2 separate regions of the Homo sapiens genome follow, and region 2 is linked to region 1. Evidence: read pairs that join two places in POLR2A ChIA-PET (ENCODE). Cell type or tissue: A673. All regions are shown on one strand. Each heading gives the region's core, and the rest is flanking DNA. Links, peaks and the distances in the headings are about the cores only.

The links. Peaks named below come from ENCODE experiments on the same cell type or tissue, not always from the same donor. Only the 100,000 strongest peaks of a DNase experiment are listed, where the experiment ranks them.
Region 2: POLR2A ChIA-PET joins it to region 1 with 10 read pairs; 4 of 35 experiments call an interaction of 5 or more read pairs at or near these places.

What each region holds. Positions count from the first base shown.
Region 1 is chr11:45,980,721-45,985,720 of GRCh38, reverse strand. All of the region lies in intron 6 of PHF21A (PHD finger protein 21A), which reads left to right. Among named protein-coding and RNA genes, the nearest start is that of LARGE2, 61 kb to the right of the region's middle. RefSeq lists enhancers at 2,389-2,683, 3,182-4,079. In A673, for the core only: no CTCF peak of the experiment used is centred there; DNase peaks (open chromatin) are centred at 1,370 and 2,550; H3K4me3 peaks cover 1,261 bases; H3K27ac peaks cover 3,254 bases.
Region 2 is chr11:45,867,708-45,874,209 of GRCh38, reverse strand. It overlaps CRY2 (cryptochrome circadian regulator 2), which reads right to left. Exons shown (of 12, transcript NM_021117.5): 6 at 6,458-6,502; 7 at 4,393-4,704; 8 at 4,006-4,157; 9 at 3,678-3,880; 10 at 3,276-3,368; 11 at 1,977-2,118. The coding sequence ends at 1,979. Among named protein-coding and RNA genes, the nearest start is that of MAPK8IP1, 15 kb to the left of the region's middle. In A673, for the core only: a CTCF peak has its summit at 1,315 (motif pointing left); a DNase peak (open chromatin) is centred at 1,169; H3K27ac peaks cover 1,693 bases.

The DNA of each region.
Region 1 (5,000 bases), core at 1-5,000:
TAAAAAGGGAAAGAAACTATTTGTCTAATTCTTTGTGAATCTCAGAGAGTCTGGGGAAAACTTTCTAGTATCTTACAAAATGAAGAAAGTGCAATTATTTTAGCTAAGTATATTTTTATAGCTTCTGCCACCAGTATTCCTCCCTGTCTTCCTCTGTTAGAATTCTATCCTGTGTCTTGCCTGGACTATCCCCTCCAATAACTCCAGTGCAGATTCTCTTATTGAATTTTACTTGCATTAAGGAGGGAGTTTATCTTGAGTTTCTCTTCTGTGTGTTTGTCCATAAAATGGCATTCTGTGTTTTTGTTCATAAAATGGTGAAATCTTCACTTAGTTTCTGTTTCCATTAAACAATACATACATTTTACTCTAGATTGTAATTTTGTCTCTAATGTTATGACAGTAACACATCCCCTCTTCTTTAGAGGATAATTTTGTGGCACATTCTGAAGACTGCCCTGTCTCCTTCCTGCATCCTCAGCGTTGATGAATATTGGTGTGACTTATCAATGCAGTGGCTGAGTTTTAGTTAGACGGTAGAAAGTCTTTTTTTTCCTCTTTGAGTAAGTTCTGATCTCATCAACAAATAAACATTTCTCCAGGTTAGTTTTTCCATACGCGTAAAATTTAGTATCCTTGGTTTCATTTTGAGCAATTGGTGTGTCTGAAGACCCAGAAAGATTTTGAGTAAGATTTGATACCTTTCTGCATTTGTGAAAAGTTACAAGTCTCTATCAGCCTCTGGTATAAAGAGTGAAGGTTGTATTTTTAAATTGCATGTTGATTCATGGAAGGAATAAAAGGATGCATCTTTAAGGCAATACTGTGTAAGAAGATGTCTTGAGTGGGTGTGGCCCTCTAATAATTGATACGCAACAGATACTGCCATGTAGAGCACAAACCAGTGGAGTGACTGAATGTGTGAAAAAGCAGAGACTTGCAGCACTGACATCCAGTTGTGGAGGGCAGGGTCTTGGAGTTTCTTTTGAGAGAAGCTTTCTAAAATTTGTGGGAGCAATTTTTGATAGGAATAAACTGGTGGGTTGATTGGGTGGGGGCAGTCCTTCCGTCTCTCCGTCTCCCTTCTCTGTTGACAAAAGCCATGGAACGTGACTTAAACGGTGGAAAAACGAACCTGATTTTCTGTTGTATTAGACCTATAAAATTCCGTATTTTTCTTCAGGATCTGTCTTGCTGTCGTGTGAACACGTTGATAGTATCGCTGAATGTCACAATATTGATCACCGTGACTACCTGTCTTGGAAACTGTGACTTGAAGTGTCAGAGGCTCTGTGAACTCTTCTGCCTGAACAAGCCCTGATGAAACCCAGTGATGCGAATGTCAAGGGAATCTAAGGCTCCTTGTTACATGCTGGGTTTATGGAGCAGTTCTTGACAGATGGATTGAAGTGGGCGGTACTAGCAGTTCTGGAGGCCTGGCATGTTGGCTTATTGTTTATAGAAATATATTAAGAAGAAAAGATGATAAGTTATTAATTTTTTCTCCCTCTCTCCCTTCCGTCTTTGTTCTTTCCAGCTTTCTTTTTTCATTTCCCTGATTTTTTCCCTCTCTTTTAACTCTCATTAACTTATCAGTGAATGATGAATGGCCAGTTTGTGAAATTTAGCCCTTTCTCAAAGCTTCAGGATAATGTTCCAATATAGTTAGCTACATTTAAAGATCTCCATTATATGTGAATACCTTTGAAAATATCAAATCATGTATGCCAGTATAACCTTCGTCAGTGACCAGCAGCAGTCATGACGTCTTCATTTAAAACACATAGTAGTAAAAATATAGGCTCATCTCCTGTGGAGATGAGAGGATATCCTTTATATAGGGAGCAGTGAGAACCTTGGATGATACCACACAGCTAGGGTTTTTGAGATATTTTCGCCGTATTCTCTTGCTGCCACCCAGAAGTGGTACTGACCTAAATCCGGGGTCCCTCTGAAGTCATTTGAGTGCTGTGTTTGCCAGAGCTGCAAGACTGAACTAGAACGAGACTGGATTGTGAGACTTAGAAAAGCCAGCTAATATGCACAGCAACTCTCCTTTACTCCCAGTCCTTGGAAGAGCCTGCAGGGCCTCCACACCTAAGGAGCACCTCTGCTGCAGAGCTCACCTGGCTTTCAGTTACTGGTTTCTAAGTGCAGTCATCTATATTTAAGTGACAGAGGGCATCAGTGCTTCCTCAAAATCTTGATTTAAAAATTTTTTTTTTTCACAGATAGCAACAGACATGTATAACCACACACGCAGTATTCTAATCTGGTGAACACAGCAAGGAGTAAGGGACAATTCATTTCTGAGTGGCAGTTTGACATACCAACGCTATCTTTTAAAGAAAGCTTTACCCAGCTCATATGATCTGACCTGTAATGCAGAGCTCTCTTTCTTTTTCCTTTTTTTTTTCCCTCCTCTCAAGGACTGATGTAAGTTTGCAAGTATTTTGATCATGTCCCCCCACCAGCCCCCACCCCAAGCTTCCACGGCTTTGTTTCAGGCCCTGGGGGAGGAGCAGTTGTGAATGCAGTGTGACTCACTTGACTCCCACGCTCCTGATTCTGGTTCTGATTGGTCGTCACCTTGCTCTAGCCATATGGCTGAAGAGTAGTACTCTAGCCCGCATCCCTTGCTCCTGCTTTCCCTACTGTTCCCTTCTGTTGTACATGACATTGGAAATGGGTTCTGGGCTTTGTTTCTTGCTTCTAGTGTACTTTAGCTAGGCAGTGATTAGGAGAGCACATTGTGTTTCCTAAGGATGGCTGTAGAGGAGAAAAAAACACCCTTTCCTTTTGTGACTGGTATAGTAATTAGTTTCCTGTGCTGTTTTTGTCCAAAGTTTATTTTTTGGCAGGTGTCATGTTTATGTTGTATTATTTCCTCCTGATTTATCTCCTTCTTCTGATTTGATCTGTTTTGGGTTTTTTATTGTTGTTTTTGTTTTGTAAGAGCTCTTAGGGTTCCTTTCTCTGGCTGCTGATGCTGCACGTTAGCTAGTTCGTTAATATGTTTGATGTCTGATGGGGAGGAGGACTGAAGCAACTCTAAATAATTACTTAATTTTTAAATGTCTAAATGTTCTAGCAGTCACCAAGCAATAAAATTTACATGAGATTCTCAACATTATCTGCAGCACCACTGCTATTACTTTGCCTTCTCCTAAACTACAGCAGTTTAATTATTCTGCCTTTTATATTGGAGAAATAGAATTTTGAAGACTTGAAAGTTAACTTTATAAGCATTTGATATTTTATTAATTTGCATTTTTATTATTCTGCAGATAGTTTCTGCAAAGACTTTAAACTCTGCATCATTTAAAAAAAAATATTTACTCAGAGAGGCAGTGCTAGCAGAATATAATGCATAGCAGAATTTTTCCCCCCAAAATTGGCCTTTATATGATATTTTAGTTGTCTGAAAAGAATCAATAATAAAAATATTTTTCTAAAAACCTCTCAGCCGGGCGTGGTGGCTTATGCCTATAATCCCAGCACTTTGGGAGGCCAAGGTGGGCAGATTGCATGAGCTCAGGAGTTTGAGACCAGCCTGGGCAACATGGCGAAACCCCATCTCTACAAAAAATAAAAAAATTAGCTGGGCATGGTAGCACGCTCTTGTAGTCCCAGCTACTTGGTAGGTTGAGGTGACAGGATCGCTTGAGCCTGGGGCGTGGAAATGGCAATGAGCCAAGATTGTGCTGCCGCACTCCAGCCTGGGTGACAGAGCCAGACCCTGTTTCAAAACAACCAAAAAAAAAAAAAAAAAAAAAAAAAGAAAAACAAAAAGAGAGAAACAAACCAAAAAATAAAAACAAACAACTCTCAAGAGAACTTTTTTTTTTACTTAAAGATTTTAGAAATTCATTTTATACATATTTTAATGTTCAAATATGTTAAATGAGTAATCCACAGATTTGGATTCTTCAGAGAATATGGGGGATGAAGTTGGTTAGAGCCATAAGCAGGCATTTGAGAATTAACCTGGCTCTTATGGTTTCATCTAACTATTTAAAGCTCTTCATTCACTTCTTTTTCTTCATTCATAATCTATATTAGAAAATCACAATCTATTTTTATCAGAAATAGCACACCTCTGCTAATGAACTAACTTGAAAGTGTATGAGATATGAGAGGAATGCTGCTTATACCTTCTTCCTCCTATTAGGGCAGGAGAGTCAGAGCCCAAATATGGCCCCAAATAGTTATTATATGCTTTATGAGCCATTTGTTGGTCTTTGGTCCCACCACTTTACACATCAGGTAAAGAGAACAAGGACATTTACTGAGCAATATAGTTTTTTTTTTTTTTTTTTTTTTTTTTTGAGACAGGGTTTCACTCTGTCACCCAGGCTGGAGTGCAGAGTGCAATGGCATGATCTTGGCTCACTGCAACCTCCATCTCCTAGGTTCAAGCAATTCTCCTGCCTCAGCCTGCTGAGTAGCTGGGATTACAGGTGTGTGCCACCATGCTTGGCTAATTTTTGTATTTTTAGCGGAGATGGGGTTTCACCATGTTGGCCAGGCTGGTCTTGAACTCCTGACCTCAAGTGATCCACCCACCTTGGCCTCCTAAAGTGCTGGGATTACAGGCATGAGCCACCGTGTTGGGCCAGCAATATAGTTATAAGTGCAGAGTATAGTTGTGAACCAAATAAGCCCCTGCACTCATGGGGCTTACATGCTGTTGAAGTGTATTATAATAATGAAGGTATCCAGAAACACATTTCTCTTGGATTTGAGCAAGGCCTAGAAAGTTTGAAGAACTTTGACATTAATTTTTCACTCCACGCAGTTAAATCCCTACTCTGCCTAAACAAACGTGTGTACCGCCACAGAACCTGTCCCAGCAAAGAAGTCCTGCTCATGAGTTACACATTTCAGTAATTTAGAATGTGTTGTTTATATGGCATATTACTGGGATCAAGGTTTCTTTGTTTAACAGTCTGTTTAATGTTTTCAACTGGGACAGATACATGATGTTTGCTTAATAAAAA
Region 2 (6,502 bases), core at 659-5,658, 110 kb after region 1:
CTCCCGGGTTCAAGTGATTCTCTTGCCCCAGCCTCCCGAGTAGCTGGAATTACAGGCATACGTCACCATGCCAGCTAATTTTGTATTTTTAGTAGAGACGGGGTTTCTCCAAGCTGATGAGGCTGATCTCGAACCCCCAACCTCAGGTGATCCACCCACCTCGGCCTCCCAAAGTGCTGGGATTATAGGCATGAGCCACTGCGCCCGGCCCAGATTTAATCATTTAATTCTTGCAACAGCAACCTAATTTATAGGTGAGGAAACTGAGTCCCATAGCAGTTAAGTCATTTGTACAAGATCACATAAACCTTCAGCTGTTTTTCTTGTCCTAAGCGCCCTGCTCACTGCCTGAATCCAATTCACTTTTCAGGCCCCCTAGCGCAAACTTCTGTGATATGTTCCCTGATTGTTCCAGACCACACCAGCAGCCTTCTGCTAAGCTTGTATAGTCTGTATCATTTGTCCAGGAATTCTAGGTTATTGTTCCTTTTTATCTAAGCAGACTGTTCAATCCTTATGGATGGACAGCACATCACATTTTATATGTTTAATGCTCCCCCTTCTTCACCCACCTGCTGGCAACAATTTCATGTTGAATTGGACACCATTAGCTTACTGAGCAACCTTGACCCAGACATTTAACCTCTCTGTTCTTTGGTCTTCTCATCCGAAAATCAGAGTGTCAGCCTGGCAAGTTCCAAATTTGTAATACAGGATGAACTTTGCTTAGTATCACAGAGCTAAGAGATAACTGAGAGAGTAGTAGGTTGCTGGTACTCCCAGGAACAAGATAGCACACATCTGTCCATCAGCAATGTCTATGTCAAAGAGCCCAGGAAAGGTGAAGGGTGCAGGCATCAAATGCCCATCTCAGTGAGCACACAAATCCAGACACTCAAACCAGATGGCTGCGGCCTGGCCCTGAAGTAAGAGGGATCTGATAAAAAGAACCTATCAGCTCCATGGAGAAAAATCACCCTCCAATCTAATGACGAAGACATGGTGCATAAGGAACAGCTTGAGATGATGACTCAGAGGGGACAGGAATTTACATTTCCCCAAGAGTGGCATAAAAGGCCCTTCCTCCCTTGGGAAAGGAGAAGCCAGTGTTTTGATGACATTCAGGAGGCTTCCAAGATGAGCGCTGCCAGGGAGGTGCAGAGCTGAGGCCACAGGATGGGTGAGAAGGGAGGAGAGGCCGCAAAAGGCAAAGATGATGACAGACTGGGTCTACTGGTCCTCAGGCAGGGCTGGGCCAAGTAAGACACAGCACAGCCCTCTGTCCAGGCTTCTCAAGGTCAGTGCTGCCCTCCACTGGCTGGCCTATAGAACACAGCCTGTCGGAAAGCAGGGGGCCTGGAGCAGCCTCAGACCCTGCAATGCGCCTTTTCCCCGCTGCTTCACACGCAGGTCTCAGCTTTCTTTCTCTTGAGTGTGACTCATTTTAATAGGTAGAAAGCGCCACCCCTCAGCCCCCATGCCTCCCTTTTTCCCTTAGCTGGCAAAAAAATACAAAAGGGCTTGACTTTTAAATCTCTGATAAAAGTCAGAATGGTGGGATTTTTGAGCTGAAATCCTAAAAGTCATGCAGTCCCACCAGATTATTATTATTATTATTATTATGTTTTTAGAGATGGAGTCTCACTATGTTGGTTTGGCCAGGTTGGTCTTGTACTCCTGGCCTCAAGCGATCCTCCCACCTTGGCCTCCCAAAGTGCTGGGATTACATACATGAGCCACCATAGCCGGCCCAATGGTAAAGGTCACACAGATATCAACCAGAAAGTACTCATTCCCTAAGCCAGGATGGAACCCGGCTGCCACTGTAAAATGGTAAAGCTTTAGTGGCTGAGCATTGGGTGGTCCCACCAGATTTTCATCTAGTTTGCTATGTTTCAACCTGCAGCTGGCAGGGCAGTAGGCCCCCCCACTCCCAACTTCCTTCCTGAGGTTGAATCTAGGCTGCTGTCACTCACTCTCAGGCATCCTTGCTCGGCAGCTCTGGGGTTGGCAACTCTGCCACCCGGGCCCGTTTGCTGAGTTCTTCACCAGGTGGTTCCTCGGCTGCTTCCAGCTTGCGTTTGGGGGATGCTGGGCCACTGGGTAGTGGTCTTGGGCCTGTAGGGAAGCGTGTCAAAGGGTCACACAGACTGTGCATGCAGCCAAAATGATCCCACACTATGCAGCAGCAGCTCTTTAGGGGACAGGGAGCACACTTATCAATGGAATGCCAGCATGCTGCTCCTCAGACCTGCCCCTCGGCCTTGCTTTCAGCAGTGACTTTGCCTGGAAATGTCCAAGGAGGACATGACCAAGCAGGCCTGCTGGTAGCAGGACCAGCTTTTGGGCCCCAAATGGCATGGGCTGTGGCCAGAGACTGATTTGGCCTGCCTGCTGTCCTGCTTTGAAGGTGAGGCATTCCCTCTGCAACCCTGAATCAGCCTCCCCAAGCAGCAAAGAGCAGGGCCCCTGTGGAGGAGTCATGCTGCCCATGGAGGCAGCCTAGCTGGGCCAACTAGAAAAACCCGTGTTCTTCCCATCTCATGTTACTCATCTTCATCCCCAAGAAGGGAAGAGGCTCCGAATGCAGCGAATCTGTCCAGTCTTTCTCCTTGCGGCCACCACCCTGTCTGTGCTGCCTCCTCTCTGGCCTCCCTGTGCCCGCTCCGGCCTACACTGTCCAATCTCCACCCAGCAGGCCAGGGAGCTTTTTCAGACCTAAGTCCAATCATGCCCTGCCCTACTGACCATCCTTCAGTGCACTGAAGGCTGAATCCTAGTCCTCGTCTCGGACATCAGGCCTGCCACATGCTGCTCATGCTGTATCTTGTCCTCATCTCATTCCAGCTCCTCACTGGGACATGCCGCTACACTGACCTCCCTTCGGTTCCTTGAATGGACTAAGCTCGGTACTGTTTGTGAGCTTTTTCTTGCTACTCCCTTTGTCTGGAATGTTATTTTCTCAGTGTGTGGCAGGGCTGGCTCCTGCTCATGACGTGGGTCTCTGCTTAACAGAGGTGTTCCCTGACTGCTCCAATCTCAAGTGACACAGAAGAAATCCTTCTTTCCCAGTCCCTCTGTCAAGATACTCAACTTTCTTTTCCTCCAAAGCACTTGTTATCTGAAATGATCCAACTTGGTTTCTTTACTATCTGACTGCCCCAGGTGGAATATAAGCTCCACTGGGCAAGGCCTCCTTCTGGCCTCAGTCCTGAATGACTGAAGTGGTGGCACAGGCCACAGGAGGCCACAGGAGGTTGGTTGCTGCTGCTCACCTGCACTGCTCATGCTGCCAGCCTGGCTCGAGCTGGGCTCTGCCACAGGGTGACTGAGGTCTTCCACACAGGAAGGGACAGATGCCAGTAGACCTGGGAGAGAGGCGAGGAGTAATCAGAGTGCCGTCTCGCAGGATTGCAGAGGGCTACAGGGCAGGATGAAGCAAGTGGGGGTGGGGAGGGTAGGAGCAAGACACTGAGGTTCCATTTCCTCCCACAGCCCCACAACTACTCAGGAAGGCCCAGTTCATCCCAGCCTGCAGTGTCCCATACCCAGCGAAGGTGTCAACCTGAAAGACAGCACTCAGTCTCCCTTTGCAAGTATCTGGACATCCCCATCTGGCCCCCTGAGCCTGTAGGTGCTGTCCTTCCCTTCAGTGAGCTAGGTGTTTGTCTCCTTACAGAGTCCCCGGTAGCGCGAAAGCTGCTGGTAAATCTGCTTCATTCGTTCAATGTTAAGCCGGCTGGTCTCGGCATGGTTGACGATGGGCCGTGGGTAGTCCACACCAATGATGCACTTGGCTGCCTTCTGAATTGACTCTGGGGCATTCCAGGGCTCATAGATGTATCGAGAGGGGAACGCTTTCAATTTGGGCAGGTATCGCCTGAAATAAGATACACCAGATGACCCATCAGCATACCCAGACCCTCCTTCAAAAGGCCCAGGGTATCCCATCCTAGTAGGAGGCCACAGTGGTCAGAGGCCAGAGAGCCTGGTCTGTATCCTCACCTGATGTAGTCCCCACTGGGGTCCGTGCGACGGCCAAAGCCCACAGGGCAGTAGCAGTGGAAGAACTGCTGGAAGAAAGCACTGCAGGACAGCCACATCCAGCTGCCTGCGTTCACGCTGAAATCTGCATCCAGGAGCAGCTCATCAAATACCTAGATAGGGGAGGGGATGATCAGCCTCCTTGGGGACATGCAGCCATGTTTTTTCCCAAGTCACCACAGTGCCCCCAGGAGCCAAAACCCTTCCATTGAAGGCAAGCCACAGAGGATCTGGAGGGGATCTCCTGGACCCAGAAATCCCACCTCATCCCTCAGCCCAGAAGGGGGCTGCCCTTTGACGGGCCTGACCAGAGGGTACAGGCCAGCTTTTCGTTGAGAGAGCACTCACCCGGACCCCGCTCTCCCAGCTGACCCAGAGGTCCCCGCGGGTCAGGAAGCAGGCCACGGCATGCCGGGCCAGGTGGTGGATCCAGCCCTCCTGCCTCAGTTGGGTCATGATGGCATCAATCCAAGGGAAGCCTGTCTTGCCCTCAGCCCACTTGGCCAGGGCCTCAGGATTGCGGTCCCAGGGGATCTGGATGCAGATGGGGTTCCCCTCCATGCGGTCAAACCTGGGGTTGTTGGTAGCTGCCGTGTAGAAGAACTCTCGCCATAGGAGTTGCCCAAATAGGGAGAGGGGAGGTGTGCTGTTCCGCTTCACCTGAGAGGTAGGGGTGGCACATGGATACAAACACTCGCCCAGCTCTTAGCATGGTGCCTCTCAGGTCTCTTCTACAAAGGAATCTGGGCCCTCCAAAGACCTAGTGGCTCAGCTGCCAGATGTGGAGGGACTATCCCCTAGAAGTGGCACAGCATGCCTGCATGTGAAACACCCAGGCCCTGCCTGCACTGTGCCACTGCTCTGAGCAAGAAGAAAGCTACAGAGGGCCAGGCAGTGGGAAGGGGCCTCACCACAGGACTCTGCACTAGGATTCAAACTTCCCAAGACTGGTCATGTTCCTTGTCCTCAAGAGTTCCCTGTTTGGCTCCACCTTCTAGAAAGTCAAAAGGAATTTTCCTATCAGCACACATGAAAAATGCTCAGTCTAGATTTTGGTTGAATAAATTATACACACAGCCTGGATCTGGGGCCATAAGGTAATTAAGAAATCAGACCTCCAAGCAAATAATGACTTCCCTAAAGTCACAAGATTACTCACCAAACTGGCAAAGCTATCCCATGCCACAAAATCTCAATAATGGCAAGGATGAGGAGATAACATTTAAAAACCTAGATACAGCCAGGTGTGGTGGCTAGCATCTGTCACTTTGAGAGGCTGAGGTGGGTGGATGGCCTGAGCCCAGGAGTTTGAGATCAGCCTGGGCAACATGGAAAAACCCAGTTTCTACAAAAAAATACAAAAAATTAGCCAGGTGTGGTGGCATGCACCTATAGTCCCAACTGCTGGGGAGGCTGAGATAGGAGGATCACCTGAGCCTGAAAGGTTGTGGCTGCAGTGAGCTGTGATCATACCACTGTACTCCAGCCTGGGTGACAGAATGAGATCCTGTCTCAAAAACAAACAAAAAAACAAATGTAGACACAACGGCTAGGCATGGTGGCTCACGGCTGTAATCCCAGCACTGTGGGAGGCCAAGGCAGGACAATTGCTTGTGCCCAGGAGTTCGAGACCAGCCTGGGCAACATAGCAAGACCCTATCTCTACAAAGAATGTAAAAAATTAGCTCTACTTGAGAGGCTGAGGCAGAGGGATTGCTTGAGCCCAGGAGTCTGAGGTTTCAGTGAGCTGTGATCAGGCCACACTACACTCTAGCCTGGGTAACACAGCTAGACTTTGTCTCTTAAATAAACAACAGAAACAAAAAACATAGGCACAAGATGAGGTGATCCCTCTGAATGCTGACTGTGTTGCCCTCTCTCCTTCTGGGGACAGTTAACACAGGCTTATTTGCTTCTTGTCTGTATAGCACAGCCCTGTGTGCAGCCCCTCCACACCACTCCCTCCATCACTGATGGGCAACTGCTGTTCCTGGACTCCCCTTTTGAATGCTGTGGACACAGCTCCAGAGCGGGCAGCTATGCTCTTCCACTTCAGACTGGCTCCAGCCTCACCCTCTCCATGCCTCTCACCCTGGGGACCTCGCCCCTGTCCACCAGCTGCCAGAGGATATGCCACCTCTAGGGTCACACCTGAGGCCTGCTTTTCTGCCTGTCCTTCTGCTCTACATGATGGTCTGGGCTTCATTCTGGTGGGCAGTTCACTCTGTGCTTGGCTCTGCCCTCTTGGATATTGAGTCTTCTCTCCTCCTCCGGACTATCTGCACACACTTAGGCCCTTCCAGGGGCCATAGCCCAACCCCCACCCACCAGTGCCTTTTTTAGGGTGACTGACAAGCCCAAAAGGCCTGGCTGCAGGCCTTAGGTGCAATGTGGGCAGGTATGTCCCCCTTACCTTTTTATACAGGTCCCACAGGCGGTAGTAGAAGAGGCGGCAGGA